Regions from separate parts of the Homo sapiens genome. Here region 2 is linked to region 1. The links are chromatin loops, found by intact Hi-C in ENCODE. Cell type or tissue: endothelial cell of umbilical vein. All regions are shown on one strand.

Region 1 (8,000 bases):
ATGTGTCACCACTGACGTGTACTTATACATGTGTTTCAAGTCAATTTTAAGCAAAATTAATGAAACAGAAAAAAAAAATGTCATTGGTATTCATTTATTACACTGTGCTTTATATGCCTGCTAGTTCTAAAAGGATTACTGCCAGAGAGGAAAACTGCTGGGGAAGAAAACACTGAAGATCATTTATTTTTCTACTTCTAGCCCCTTCTCTCTGTCCTCCACGTCTCATTTCACACAATGTATGCTATCTGACCAGCCTTTTTCTGAGGTCTTTTAGATTCATAGAGTTTTGCTGATAATTTTCAACAGTTTGGGAATAGTTTCAGAAGTTTCAGAGATGAAACTAGGGCTAAAATAATGAAACTTTTCTTTCCAAGAAGAAAAGAATTCCAAAATCCTGAAATTACTATGCACTTCATAGAGGTATTAAACTTTACCAGAAAGAATGAAAAAAGAATGTTTGCTATAAAGAAATAATTAACAGAGTAAACAGACAACCTACAGAATGGGAGAAAATATTTGCAAACCATATACCCAACAAAAGACTAATATCCAGAATCTCTAAGAAACTTAAGCAAATCAACAAGAAAAAAACAAACAGCCCCATTAAAAAGTGGGTAAATAACACAAATAGACACTTCTCAAAAGAAGACATACACGTAGCCAACAAACATGAAAAAATGCTCAACATCACTAATCACTGGAGAAATGTACATTAAAACCACAATGAGATACCATCTGATATCAGACAGAATGGCTATCATTCAAAAGTCAAAAAATAACAGATGTTGGCAAGGATTTTGAGAAAAGAAAATATACATACACTGTTCATGGGAATGTAAATTAATACAGCCACTATGGAAAACAGTATGGAGATTTCTCAAAGAACTAACAATAGAACTACCATTTGACCCAGCAGTCTCCCTACTGGGTATCTACTCAAAGGAAAAGAAATAATTTTATCAAATGGCACCTGCACTAATTTGTTTATTGCAGCACTGTTCACAATAGCAAAGGCATGGAATCGACCTAAGTGTCTATCAATGGTAGACTGGATAAAGGAAACATGGTACATATACATCATGGAATGGTACGCAGCCATAAAAAAGAACATCATCATCTCCCTGGCAACAACACACATGCAGCTGGAGGCCATTATCCTAAGTGAATTAACGCAGAAACAGAAAGTCAAATACTGCATGTTTTCACTTACAAGCAGGAGCTAAACAATGGGTACACATGAACATAAAGATGAAAACAACAGACATTGGCGAGTCCAAAAGTGGGGAGGAAGGTTGAGAGGAAGGGTTGGAGAACCCTACTCCACCTCAAAATCTCCACCTACTGGGTACTATGCTCACTATTTGGCTAATAGATTCACTAGAAGCTCAAGCCCCAGCATTATGCAATATACCCCTGTTAACAAACCTGGACATGTCCTCCCGAATCTAAGACTGTTTACTATATTACTAAGGAATAAAGCATCCAATGCTCTTATTATAATATTTTTAGTGACCATGAAACCCTGAAACTATGAAAGTTTTAATAGAATGACTATCAGGAAAATGAAAAAAAAAATGCTTTTTTATCTGGTTGAAGAGCGTATTGAGCAACTCTAAAGGGACAATGTGCTTGTAGAAGGAGGATGAAAGAATGATGCTACTTCATATTTGTATAGAGCTTTAATTAATAAGTAAATTCAGGCATTATATAGGTCACCTTGACAATCACATGATCTGCCTCCTTGACAATCACATGATCTGCCTCCAAATCTTTCTTTATGAAAAGTCTTATATCTCTTTTAAGATCTTGAACCTCAACTGCATTTATAACACTGCTGAAAAATGGAGGAGAAAACAAACAGTCACTAACATTGCAGCAAATTAATGAAGGCAGGGCTTTGAAGGAAAGCTTTTACAAACGGCTTCTAAGTCTCCTGTGTACTGACGTGACAAACAAGCCTCAGTCAGGAAATAATTCCCCCAAATAATCCACGTACGTAGCTAAAAATGAGGATGGTCTCCAGCTTTCAAATAACAAACTGCTTGGTGGGAAGTTTATTGTATTTATTGTAGTGTGAGAGAATGGTAATTATCTAGGTTATATCATCCAAATAAGAAAACAAAAAAGAAGGAAAAATCCCCTATTAAAAATTTCTTCATTGCAGAATTGTTCCAGCCTGTGACATATTTATTTGTAGCTTGCTTGTTTGCTACAAATCCTTATTTTTGAAATGTGTAGATGGTCTTTGCACAGATAACTGGGAAAAAGAAGAAATGGTTCAATAGTTCATTACTTCCCTGAGCCTCGTCCTCCTTTACAAAAATACTAAGAAATGAATATGATGATAATGCATGAAGTAGAGCTATCTCATGAGCTGGTTTGAGTACTGTTAGCTCAAGGGCTTAAGAGGGAGGAAGACATAGGCTAAAGGCCGGTCTTGGGGCTTTGCTATACTTCATTCTACATTTATGCTTTCTCTGAACACTTCATTAACCACACTACTGGGATCTATTCTACTTTCCTAATGCTTGCTAGCTATCTAACCATGGGCATGTTACTTAATCTAAAGAAGCCAATTCTGTAAAGTGGGGATAATTGGTATCTAGCAGGTTTGTCGGAATTAAACGAGACGGCATACATATCAAAAGTATCTGGGACTTCTGCTTCCAGCCATAATGAAGTGCTTGATACAGCACTTACCATGCCATTGTGAATAACTAGAAAAAATGATATAATAGCTGAAACAACTGTTTGCAGACATTGGAGAACAGGCAGCCTTGGATAGTGATCCTTGAGAAAAAAGAATACAGAAGATGAGCCCTATGACCCCTGGGCTTTCTACCTAGAGGTACTTGTGGGACAGTTGACACAGAGCAAGGTACTGAAGGGGGAAGCCAAGACAGACTCGAGTTCAGGAAGTCTGAGGTGACTGATATTTGCTAGGCAGAATACCAAAGAGAAAGAAATATCAGATGAAAGGTTCAGAAATCTGAATAGGGGTCCCTTTGAGTCTTGAGTTGGACAGTAAGCTGCATATGCATATGCATAAATTCCAAAAGCCAAGCAAAGACAAAATATTAGGGAAAGAACAACTACCAACGAATTATAAGCCAAACAATTCCACAGTTCACACTGGGTTGGGAGACATTAATGAGTTCTGAACAGCCACAGTAGACACTTCATTGAATATTCAAGTACTGAGGTGCAAGAAAAGTCATGCCTTAGTAGTAGGGCTAAGTTAGCCAGAGTAAAAGCTACTCTAGGTATGCTTTAACAAAGCTTAAAAATAAGACTCATAAAAATCAAGCTGTTCTGCAACTTCACTGCCTGCCAAAACAAAACTCAACACTTAAAGAAGATAACAAAATTAAGACACTGAACAATGAAACATTTACAATATCCAACATCTTATCAAAAACAACCAGACATGTGAGGAAGTAAAATATATACAAAGGAACCCCATTAAAAAAAGAAACTGAAAATGAGAGAAATGATGAAATTAGCAGATGAACATTTTGAAACAACTATTATAAATGTGTTTAGGGATCTAAAGGACAGCGTGAACCTAAAAAGGTGAGAATAGAAGACATTTAAAAAGATTATCAAATGCAACTTTTGGCCCTGAAATATAATATCTTAAATGGAAATTTCACTGGACGGGATTAACAATGAATTAAGATACCATGGAAGAAAAGAAAAACACAAGGAGCTTTAAGATATATTAATAGAAATTATCCAAACTGAAGCACAGAAGGAAAAAAAAAGGTTAGGGGGAAAAAAAAAAGAACCAGGGCCTCATTAACCTGTGGTACACCAGTGAGTGATATAACATATGTGTAATTGGAGTCTCAGAGAGATGGGAGGTTAAGACAGAAAAAATAAAGAAATAACAGCAGATAGTACTTTAATTTGATAAAAACTACAAACCCATAGATTCAAGTGACATCTACAGTGGGAATGATCCTTGAACATTTGTTCTGAAAAGCACTTTTTTAGAAAAAGAATTATATTCAAAGTTTCTTGACACAACATAAAGTTAGATTAAGTATGGTGAGATTACATCACAGCACACAGAACGAAGTCTTATCTCTAGTAGTGTCCAGCCCAGTAGGAGGCAGCTGAGGTGTACAGAGGCTGGCTGTTGCCTATTTTGGTGGTCTATGATTATTTAATGCAGGTTTAAATGGCATAGTGAATAGACTCTAGTTTTTGCCCCTATTAATAAGCTTGGAGTAAAAGAGATGATTTTGCGTACTGTCTTCTTTGGGGCTTCAGAGTAGGAATACTTCCCTACTTTTCGTTCATTTTAGGAAATGCGACATTTTAAAAGGACAGAAGGATTCTTTGAATCCTTCTCAGGAAATATGCCCTGAAAGGTCAGACATGCCTCATAAAGTTGAACTACTTAAAGGAGAGTAGTTCAGTGAAAAAGAATCTTTCCCTGTTGAAGGTATTATATAATTCCAAAACTACATTAAGAGGCTGTTTGGTAATCCAGGCTCATCCCCCTCTAGCCTTTGCAGTTGTTGGGATAATTGGACAAACTGTGCACAAAGTGCTTATTTTGTGTATTCCACTGCCTTACTACATGTCATGTTGCTTAACGATACCCTAGCTATACATTTCTCACATCACCCTTCATCACAGATAACACACAATCTTATCAACTCCCAGTCTGACCATTCATTTATAGTATCACTGAGCTTATTACACATTCTCTTCCCAGATCCTTTCAATAACTGTTTGTGGTAGTGATAATTTATACAGCACAACAAATGGGGGCAACATGAATGAACTGTACCAGGTGAATATCAGAATAGCTGGATAAAAAGAGTTTAAGGACATACTGAAATTTAACATCTTTATGCAGTTGCAAGCAGAGTACAGAATGTTAAAATAATATTTAAGCAGCTAGGCTATTTATGGGTTTTAATAGTCTCTCTTGCATGTCGTTTCCAAGTTGGCAACAGCAAAACCATGGCAACAGGAAATTCTTCCCTGCAGTGGAGTTTATGAATGCTTTTCTGTTTTCATGACTCAACTCCTTATTTAATTTCCTGTACAGAAAATCAGAGAGATTACTATAGACTGCAATACAGATGTGCTAATCCCAAGACCCTCTCAAAGAAAAACAGGTCACAGGTGTCTATGGATGAATTTAAAGATAAAATTTAAAACTGCTTTCACACAGACACATAGCAAAAGTCAACACACTCTTTGATTAGTCCCAGCTAACCAAAATAGGCATTTGAGAATGTTAACTATTTTACTGACAACTTGGGGACTGGACATGGACAACCTTTTAGGTTCATGCACCATAGTTAAACAGATTGTTTCATTATCATGCTTTTAATCAACACATTTTATGAGCTAAACTAATACCAAAGCTAAAAAGCCTATTTTCTCAGAGATTAAGTAGACTGTGAATAATAATAATAGAAACAAAAACCCTAGATGTAAAAAGAATACAAAAAAACAAAAACAAAGGCTGACTACATAGATAAACATGAAGACTATGAAATGAATTAATGGAAGTCAAAAATTCCAGGCTTACACTCAGACAGTTGTAAGTTTCCGGAGTTTTTAATCACCCTAACATTTGGCTAAATGTAATGAAATTTACACAATGCTCACCCAGGAGCAATTCTGCACGATCTGTGTCACTGCCCCACTCCATGCACACACCTCTGACAACACTATTTTTTTAGAGTCTAATTCTAGCTACTTTGGTTATGATCTTCAACTGTTCTGGTGCTACATCCTCCCTCTCTGGCTTTCTCTCCCCCATCACCAGCAGTGTTCTGCGATAAATGGCAATGTTGCTTTACGGATAATTTAGCAGATGCACAACAGCACAACAGGGGGAAAATAAGCCTAGTAGGAGGGTGTAAGTATTTCTTACTTTTGGTATCAAGCTGTGCTCGATACTTCTCAAATCCTTTGAGCCGAACTCGCTCTCCCAATAGTTGAAGAAATTCTTCAAAGGCTGGGCCAGCTGACTCATTGTTGTACATCTCTTCTTCAGTGCTCTGTCCAGCTTTGCAGTACATGATGCCTACTTTCTGCTGGTAGTTCAGCTGTGAAGGCAGGTAATACGATGCATATAAATATAGGCAGATCCACTTTGTCCCAGTCAAATGCTAAAAGGTCCTATAGGGCACATGCCCAGAAAATAGCTAACACCTTTCTTCTCTTGAAATCCTTCTGTATTTTCCGTCTTTGATCCAAAATTAAGTGGAGCAAGTATCTACGAACTTCATGAACTGAGAAAAGGCCAGAAAAATAAATGAAAATTTCCTGTATGTAAAGATCATGCACCATTAAACAGATCTGTTGGTACTATAGGAAATTTCTGTTAATCAATTACAAAGTACAAAATGAGGTTATTAAAAAATCCTGGTAACTAAAGGCAATTCTTTTTTTATGGTGTCCCCCCTTTTAAAAGGGAGGTCTTTACAAATTTAAAAGCAGAGGTCTACTTTATAAAACATATTTTAAAATAAACTGTTTTGCACTAAAAGGTCCACTAATATTTTTGCAGTTTTTTTTTTGTAAAATTAGAAAAGACTTATCTCCCAATACCCTTTTCCCAATATATTAAATTATAAACCTTGCCTATATCTTTGTTACAGCACTACTATCATCAATACTGTACTTAGAGCAACTTCTCTTTCAAATAGTTTTCCAAAGGATGAGTGTCTGCAGAGAAACTTTAAAAGAGGCCTCACAATGGCAAATCAGCTAATGGCAAATATTTCTTCCTCAAATGCAGTTAAAATGAAGGATTAAGAGATTTACTTATAACATTAATCAAAACATTTATTCATCATTGAAAAGTCCAGTCATTTTGCAAAGAAATTTTAAGGTGTTACTGATCATTTAACAAGCAATGAGTTTTCAACATAAAAATGTGTACTTTGGGCTGGGCACAGTGGCTAATGCCTGTAATCCCAGCACTTTGGGAGGCTGAGGGGGGCAGATCACTTGAACCTAGGAGTTCCAGACAAGCCTGGGCAACATGGCAAAACCCTGTCTCTACAAAATGTACAAAAATTAGCCAGGTGTGGTGGTGCACACTTGTAGTCCCAGCTACTCGGGAGGTTGAGGTTCGAGGATCATTTGAGCCCGGGAGATTGATGTTGCAGTGAGTCATGACTGTACCACATACTCCAGCCTGGGCAACAGAGCAAAACTCTGTCTCAAAAAAAAAAAAAAAAAAAAATTGGACTTTGAATTCTCCAATGACATTGGGACAATTCTTATCACTTAATCCTATTTCCAGAGTGTCATTACAACCACCACATCAGTAAGGTTTTATCTAATAAAAGGGGGAAGAGAAGAGGTGAAATTTTAATAGCTAACATTTATTGAATACCTATCATATGCCAGGCACTACGTGCAGTGTTTAACATACATTAAATTCTTACTCTCACAATAGCCCACAAGGCAAATATTACCCCTGTTTGACAGATGAGCAAAGAGATCAGAGAATGCAAGAGAGAGGAACTAGTACAGTAGGGAGAGACACAAGATCATAAAGAGTCAGTTCTGTGACTCAGCTCCATTAACTATCACCAGAACTCAACCAGGTTTGTCTTTGGACAACCGCTGCAACATATGTCTACAACTTCTTATTTGCAATTCTGAAGTTGAAAGGTAGAAAGCAAATTTAGGCAAACATATTTGGCAGCAAAACTTGACATGGGGCTGACATTAGTACTTTTAATTTATTCATCTTTGTGTGAATATTCATGTTTCCCCTGCATAATTGATTGTGGGGTACTGCCCCAGATCTCACTGGGAATATTACTATATGGGTCATACATTTTATTATCCCTCTAAAATCTGAAAATTCCTCAATTCTGAAACACAGCCAGCCCTGCCACTTTATATTAAGGGACTACGAACCTGAACTACCATTTTCAGCTTTCCAAATCAAATGGTTCAAATCGTGATAACGGAAAATGTCACAGGGGAGAAAACAAATGAACAAACAA
Region 2 (8,000 bases), 280 kb after region 1:
CAACATGCCTACTAGAAAAAAAAAAAGAAGATTATAAGAGAACACAATGTTTAACTATGCCAACAAACTCAACAACTTACATGAAATGGACAAATTTCTTGGAAAATTGAACCTATCAAAAATAACACAAGAAAGAAAAAGTCTAAGTAGCCATATATTTTTTAAAGACATCAAATCTGTTATTTAAAATATTTCAAAAATGGAAATTCTAAGTCCATATGATTTCACTGGCAAATTCTATGAAACATTCAAGAAAAAGATTAAACCAATTCTACATACACTTTTTCAGAAAACAGAAAAGGGATCAAAGCCCAACTCATTTTATAAGGATAGCATAATGCTGACACTAAACAAAAAATAAGAATCACAGACCATTAATTGAGGCACAAAAATCTTTAACAAAATTTTAGCAAATTAAATCCAATACTATATAAAAAGGTATACCATGAGCCACCACAGTTATCACAATAATGCATTTTTGGTTTAACATTTAAAAATCAATCCGTGTAATACATCATATTAACAGATTAAAGAAGAAAATGCTCAGGATCAGTCTAATAGACACAGAAAAGGTATTTGACAAAATCCAATAGACATTCATGATAAAAATTCTCCACACACTAGAAGAGTAAAGAACTTTATCAAATAACTGAGGACAAATACAAAAAGCTAAAACCAATATAATACTTAAAGGCAAAAGACTGAATTATTTTCTCCTGAGAAGAGTAAAGCAAGAATGCTTGATATCACCACTTTCTAGTCAACACTATACTGGAATAAAGCAAGAAAAAGAGGTGTAAAGCATAAAGATCGGAAATAAAGAAGTAAAATCTCTTATTTGTGGAACATGATCATTTGTGTAGAAAATTCCAGAATCTAAAAAACAACTACACTATTATAAGAAATGAATTTAACAAGATTGCAGGATACAAAGCTGATGTAAAAAAAAATCAAGTATATTCTTACATATTAGTAGCAGACAATTAGGAAATAAAAGTTTGCTTTAAATCCCACTCATGGGCAGATGGATATTGGTATATATTAATACTTATATATCTCTTTCCCACCAAAATGGGAAAATAAAGAAAGATGACCACACAGAATCTAGGAAATAGAAAGTCCACCAAAGGAAAAAGCCCAAGAGAATCCCCAAGATGGTGGTAAAAAGAAGTTCCAAAATGGCAGCTCCCCAGAGGCTAGAAAGCAAGCAGCTCAGAACCAACAGGACACAGAACCCCGAAAGAGACAGTGCCAAGAGAAAACCAGAACTGAAGAATTCTCTAATCTGCTTTACCCTTTGAGTTGTTATAGTTCTATAAGAATATTTAGAACAAAATTATTGTTTGATAAATAGAAAGCTAAGCAAATAAAATGGTCTGTCTCTATTGGAGAAACAGTTGGAGAAAGAAATTATGATCACTGAAAACTCTGTGGTCACTGTCATCAACATTCAAATGATAATACTGTAAATACTGAATGATGGCTTGACCAAAACTTAGGTAAAATTATCATTGAGAGGATGGGGAAAGGGAAATAGGAGGAGCCAAATCCTTACCTTGTATAGGAAGAAGTCAAAATATAATGTTTGCAATTGAAAACTACAGGCTATAGGAGTGAAAATATATTATTTAGATATATGGCAGTGAATGCGACTAGAAACAGCAAAAAAAAAAAAAAAACTTTCAAAACGGTTGCCTCAGAGAGAGAAGCAGGAAGCATACAGCATAGGAATTTTTCTTTCCAAGCCTTGTATTACTATTTACTTACAATTTAAACCAGGCATGACCACTTTACTAAAATTAAAAATTAAAAATAATATACTTTAGATTTCTGTGAAAACTTTGTTTAAATGTAAACTTCATACCACACTGTCAGTTTCTGTCTTAATAAAACTATAGATTTATAAAAAATAATAAATACTATAAATAAAAATCTATAGTGTGCAACCTTGAAGGCTCTATCAAGAAAATACTTTTAACTGAATACGATTTCTCCAAATAAGTTTACCGACAAAATTAGTTGGAATAAAACATATAAGAGTATATAAATAATTACAAAAAATTAACTCTTACTGATAAATTGAAGAATGAATCGTTCAATAAAAGCATTTAGTAAAATACTACAAAAACAGTCCTATATCAAATATCTCCGGTTTCCTGATAAATACTGCAAATGGCAGTTAAGTAAAAAAATTTTGTCAAAAATACTGACATCATTCTAAAGAATATACAATATGCCCATGGGATCTTCTAAACATGATCACAGGCATTCTATTTCAGTTCTTTGGCTGTCTGCAGTAACACGAAGTACTTTCAAATACTACACAAGAGCTCCAAAGACCACTTCCTTGCATTCATAGCAGAGCTGCCCTGAATGGACACTTTACCAGTCATTTCAAACAGAATGACTCTAAACTCCACTCCAGCCAGTGTGCAGAGGGTGAACTGAGTCTAAGGATTTTTTCTTAACTTTTTGTAGGGACATTTCATTATGTTACCCAGGCTGGTCTTGAACTCCTGGCCTCAAGCAATCCTCCTGCCTCAGCCTCCCAAAGTGCTAGAATTACAGGCATGAGCCACTGAGCCCAACCAGGGTTTCATTTTAAATAGCTTTCAAATCACAAAGGTATCAGGAAGGAAGAAGAGAGGAGAAAAAATATAAAATTTTGAAAAGTATATACATTTTTAAATACTGGTAACTTTTTTTTTTTTTTTTTGGAGACAGAGTCTCACTCTGTCACCCAAGGTGGAGTCCAGTGACGTGATCTCAGCTCACTGCAACCTCTGCCTCCCGGGTTCAAGCGATTTTCCTGCCTCAGCCTCCTGGGTTCAAGCAATTCTCCCACCTCAGCCTCCCGGGTAGCTGGGATTACAGGCGCCAGCCACCACACCCAGCTAATTTGCTTATATTTTTAGTAGAAGCGGGATTTCACCACGTTGGCCAGGCTAGTGTCAAACTCCTGACCTCAAGTGATCCGCCCACCTCGGCCTCCCAAAGTCCTAGGATTACAGGCGTGAGCTACCACACCCGTCCAATACTGGTAACTTTTTTTTTTTTTTTTTTGAGACGGAGTCTTGCTCTGTCGCACAGGTTGGAGTGCAGTGGCGTGATCTCGGCTCACTGCAACCTCCACCTCCCGGGTTCAAGTGATTCTCCTGCCTCAGCCTCCCGAGTAGCCGGGACTACAGGCACGTGCCACCATGCCTGGCTAATTTTTTGTATTTTTAGTAGACATGGGGTTTCACCGTGTTAGCCAGGATGGTCTCGATCTCCTGACCTCATGATCCGCCTGCATCGGCCTCCCAAAGTGCTGGGATTACAGGCATAAGCCACTGCACCCAGCCCAACACTGGTAACATTTCAACCCATTCCTTTAGATGTTTGTTAGGAGATTATCTGGAAATTCTAAAATACTATCCACAGTTCCATCCAATCAGAAACATTTCAATTAAATGAAAAATGTTAATATACCTAAGAAAACACTCAAGGGAACTCTACAGATGTAGGCTCCATCCTCTGGAGCAATTTCTCACTGAAGATTTATGTGACCCAGGTACTTATTCCTGTGTTTGTAAAGCATAATCTGTGATTATGCAACTGAATATTACAGACACCCCAGGCCATTCTGTGTTTAAAAGTAAGTGTTTATGGCTATAACTTGCCAAACAACCATAATACCACTTAACCTCGGTTCAACTACTGCTTGAATGGACTTGTTAGGATTACACTGAAATACAAACACAAAATGAATACTAGGCCAAGGAATGTGATGTCAATATACTGAAAGAGGAAGAAAAATTCCTTACATAATGCTCCTTAGTCACTAGGACAGAATGTACATGAATATTTAAATTCTACGTACTGAAAACGTAAATGTAGAACACAGACAGAAATAGCGAATTGTAAATTTTGGAAAAAGAAGTAAATTCCTCTAAGAGGAATGTCATCTCAAAAAACAGCTCCTTGTAGATGGCAATAAAGTATAATGTTGTTTCTGAGTCTATTCAAGTAAATTAATCTGGATACGGGAGAAAAAAAGAAATTGAGAATTTTGTTTAAATGTATTGTTCAGAGCAGAATGCCCAAGGTTTTATTTGAATCTATGCATACTGATAGCAACTAAAAGTCATTACCACCCAATTGCTTCCTGGAAGCTGACTAATTCTGAGTGCACAAGTCTACACAGGAAGGTGAGCCAGCATACTCATTCTCTTCTGTCAGGCAATCACCCAGTATATACTGACCAAAAACATGTCCTTTAAAAAATTAAAACCATGAACGAGACAGTATCATAATATCTGAACTGTGGTTTCTCATATTTTCTAACCTCTTAATAAAATAAAGGGTTCAGCAAATAAGTCTGAGTTCATCAGATTTGTTTCAACCATTCAGCAATCATGTTAAACTTGAGATGCATTAAGGAGATCAAGTAAGGGTTAAGAGGCTGACACCATCACCTGACCTCTAGACTATGCCACTTAGAACTGTTTTATTTTACCACTCAAGTGAAATGTGACACAAGAGTATACAAAGAATACATGTGAAACCATACCTTTGCTTAAACTCCAATTATAGTGAACATTATTGAGAAACAACCATCCATAGCTCCATAAAACACTCAATTATGCCTATAATAAAATAATAATAGATATTTTAATATGCTTTGAAGACTCTGGCCAGGCACGGTGTTGCAGGTCTGTAATCCCAGCACTTTGGGAGGCAGAGGCAGGTGGATCACTTGAGCTCAGGAGCTGAAGACCAGCCTGGACAACAGGGTGAAACCCTGTCCCAACCAAAACAAAACAAAACAAAACAAAAATTAGCCAGGCATGGTGATACATGCCTGTAGTCCCAGCTACTTGGGAGGCTGAGGTGGGAGGATCACTTGAGCCAGGGAGGTCGAGGATGCAGTGAGCTGAGATCACACCACTGCACTCCAGCCTAGGTGACAAAGCAAGACTATGTCTCTAAAAAAATAAAAATAAAAATAAACTTTGAGGCTGCCTTCTGTTACTTTCATCAGTAGAGACAGACCATTTTAATCTTTCATCTTTCATGAATAAACAATCCATTACAGAAATATTGTCCTTATCATTACTCAAGGTAAGGCAACCATTACTACAATTCCACTTCGAAATTCATTTTGATTACCACTGCCCAATGTTCTAACAAGTATTTCTTATTCACACTAATAATACTCAGGATAATGGCTGATTAAATATAAAGTGAACTACTTAGTCTAATAGTATGTCACCAATGAGAAAACAGCATTATTTATCAAGGTCATCCTGTTATTTAATAAATAGAATTAAAGATCAACTTCCCCCATTTAGTGGCCTTTTTCACTCCAAAATACCACTCTTATTATTAAATTCATTTAGTATTTGCCTTTATATTATAGTATTAATGTATATCACTTTTATTATAAGTACTTTCTATAGAATAGATACTGCAGAGCCTGGACTATTTCTGCTTATGTTAAATTATTACTATTTAAAAACAAGATATACAAATATAAATAACATAGAAACTAAACTGTGATGTCACAGACACAAGGTACCATTTATGATTTGGCAAAATCCTGGGCGACTGTTGAGCATCACAGTTGGAATCAAGACCTTTGAATCCTAGATTCATAACTGACCTTGGGCACGCAAGTTGGCCTCTCTGACTCTCCATTTCTAAACGCTTCAACTTCACCTGAGTAACACCCACATGAAGAAATGAGATAATGTATGCTCTTAGTACATATATGTATAATAAGCTCTTAGTAGCCACCAAAAATAAGTACTGCCCCTTACTGTTGTGTTGGTGTTACTACTGAAGGGCAATTATACAGCAGTCACACTAAAGGAGTTACACTTAAGCAATGCACACACCTGTCTTTAAAAGTCTATCCCAATAGTGAAACAAGAATACCACAAAAATAAGAGCCAAAGACAAAAACCACATGATTATCTCAATAGATGCAGAAAAAGCCTTTGACAAAATTCAACAACCCTTCATGCTAAAAACTCTCAATAAATCAGGTATTGATGGGACGTATTTCAAAATAATAAGAGCTATCTATGACAAACCCACAGCCAATATAATACTGAATGGGCAAAAACTGGAAGCATTCCCTTTGAAAACTGGCACAAGACAGGGATGCCCTCTCTCACCACTCCTATTCAACATAGTGTTGGAAGTTCTGGCCAGGGCAATTAGGCAGGAGAAGGAAATAAAGGGTATTCAATTAGGAAAAGAGGAAGTCAAATTGTCCCTGTTTGCAGACGACATGATTGTTTATCTAGAAAACCCCATCGTCTCAGCCCAAAATCTCCTTAAGCTGATAAGCAACTTCAGCAAAGTCTCAGGATACAAAATCAATGTGCAAAAATCACAAGCATTCTTATACACCAACAACAGACAAACAGAGAGCCAAATCATGAGTGAACTCCCATTCACAATTGCTTCAAAGAGAATAAAATACCTAGGAATCCAACTTACAAGGGATGTGAAGGACCTCTTCAAGGAGAACTACAAACCACTGCTCAATGAAATAAAAAAGGACACAAACAAATGGAAGAACATTCCATGCTCATGGATAGGAAGAATCAATATCGTGAAAATGGCCATACTGCCCAAGGTAATTTACAGATTCAATGCCATCCCCATCAAGCTACCAATGACTTTCTTCACAGAATTGGAAAAAACTACTTTAAAGTTCATATGGAACCAAAAAAGAGCCCGCATCGCCAAGTCAACCCTAAGCCAAAAGAACAAAGCTGGAGGCATCACACTACCTGACTTCAAACTATACTACAAGGCTACAGTAACCAAAACAGCATGGTACTGGTACCAAAACAGAGATATAGATCAATGGAACAGAACAGAGCCCTCAGAAATAATGCCGCATACCTACAACTATCTGATCTTTGACAAACCTGAGAAAAACAAGCAATGGGGAAAGGATTCCCTATTTAATAAATGGTGCTGGGAAAACTGGCTAGCCATATGTAGAAAGCTGAAACTGGATCCCTTCCTTACACCTTATACAAAAATCAATTCAAGATGGATTAAAGATTTAAACGTTAGACCTAAAACCATAAAAACCCTAGAAGAAAACCTAGGCATTACCATTCAGGACATAGGCATGGGCAAGGACTTCATGTCCAAAACACCAAAAGCAATGGCAACAAAAGGCAAAATTGACAAATGGGATCTAATTAAACTAAAGAGCTTCTGCACAGCAAAAGAAACTACCATCAGAGTGAACAGGCAACCTACAAAATGGGAGAAAATTTTCGCAACCTACTCATCTGACAAAGGGCTAATATCCAGAATCTACAATGAACTCAAACAAATTTACAAGAAAAAAACAAACAACCCCATCAAAAAGTGGGCGAAGGACATGAACAGACACTTCTCAAAAGAAGACATTTATGCAGCCAAAAAACACATGAAAAAATGCTCATCATCACTGGCCATCAGAGAAATGCAAATCAAAACCACTATGAGATATCATCTCACACCAGTTAGAATGGCAATCATTAAAAAGTCAGGAAACAACAGGTGCTGGAGAGGATGTGGAGAAATAGGAACACTTTTACACTGTTGGTGGGACTGTAAACTGGTTCAACCATTGTGGAAGTCAGTGTGGCGATTCCTCAGGGATCTAGAACTAGAAATACCATTTGACCCAGCCATCCCATTACTGGGTATATACCCAAATGACTATAAATCATGCTGCTATAAAGACACATGCACACGTATGTTTATTGCCGCATTATTCACAATAGCAAAGACTTGGAACCAACCCAAATGTCCAACAATGATAGACTGGATTAAGAAAATGTGGCACATATACACCATGGAATACTATGCAGCCATAAAAAATGATGAGTTCATGTCCTTTGTAGGGACATGGATGAAATTGGAAATCATCATTCTCAGTAAACTATCGCAAGAACAAAAAACCAAACACCGCATATTCTCACTCATAGGTGGGAATTGAACAA

The links. A loop is a pair of places that touch in the nucleus more often than their neighbours do. Peaks named below come from ENCODE experiments on the same cell type or tissue, not always from the same donor. Only the 100,000 strongest peaks of a DNase experiment are listed, where the experiment ranks them.
Region 2: it touches region 1 in a loop (2.8-fold over the local background); 1 of 110 quality-filtered maps calls a loop at or near these places.

What each region holds. Positions count from the first base shown.
Region 1 is chr14:71,648,415-71,656,414 of GRCh38, reverse strand. SIPA1L1 (signal induced proliferation associated 1 like 1) reads right to left here. Exons shown (of 24, transcript NM_001386936.1): 8 at 5,906-6,080. Among named protein-coding and RNA genes, the nearest start is that of SNORD56B, 250 kb to the right of the region's middle. In endothelial cell of umbilical vein, no CTCF peak of the experiment used is centred here; a DNase peak (open chromatin) is centred at 4,994; H3K27ac peaks cover 2,364 bases.
Region 2 is chr14:71,368,374-71,376,373 of GRCh38, reverse strand. All of the region lies in intron 2 of SIPA1L1 (signal induced proliferation associated 1 like 1), which reads right to left. Among named protein-coding and RNA genes, the nearest start is that of SNORD56B, 26 kb to the left of the region's middle. In endothelial cell of umbilical vein, no CTCF peak of the experiment used is centred here; DNase peaks (open chromatin) are centred at 3,733 and 4,173; H3K27ac peaks cover 2,102 bases.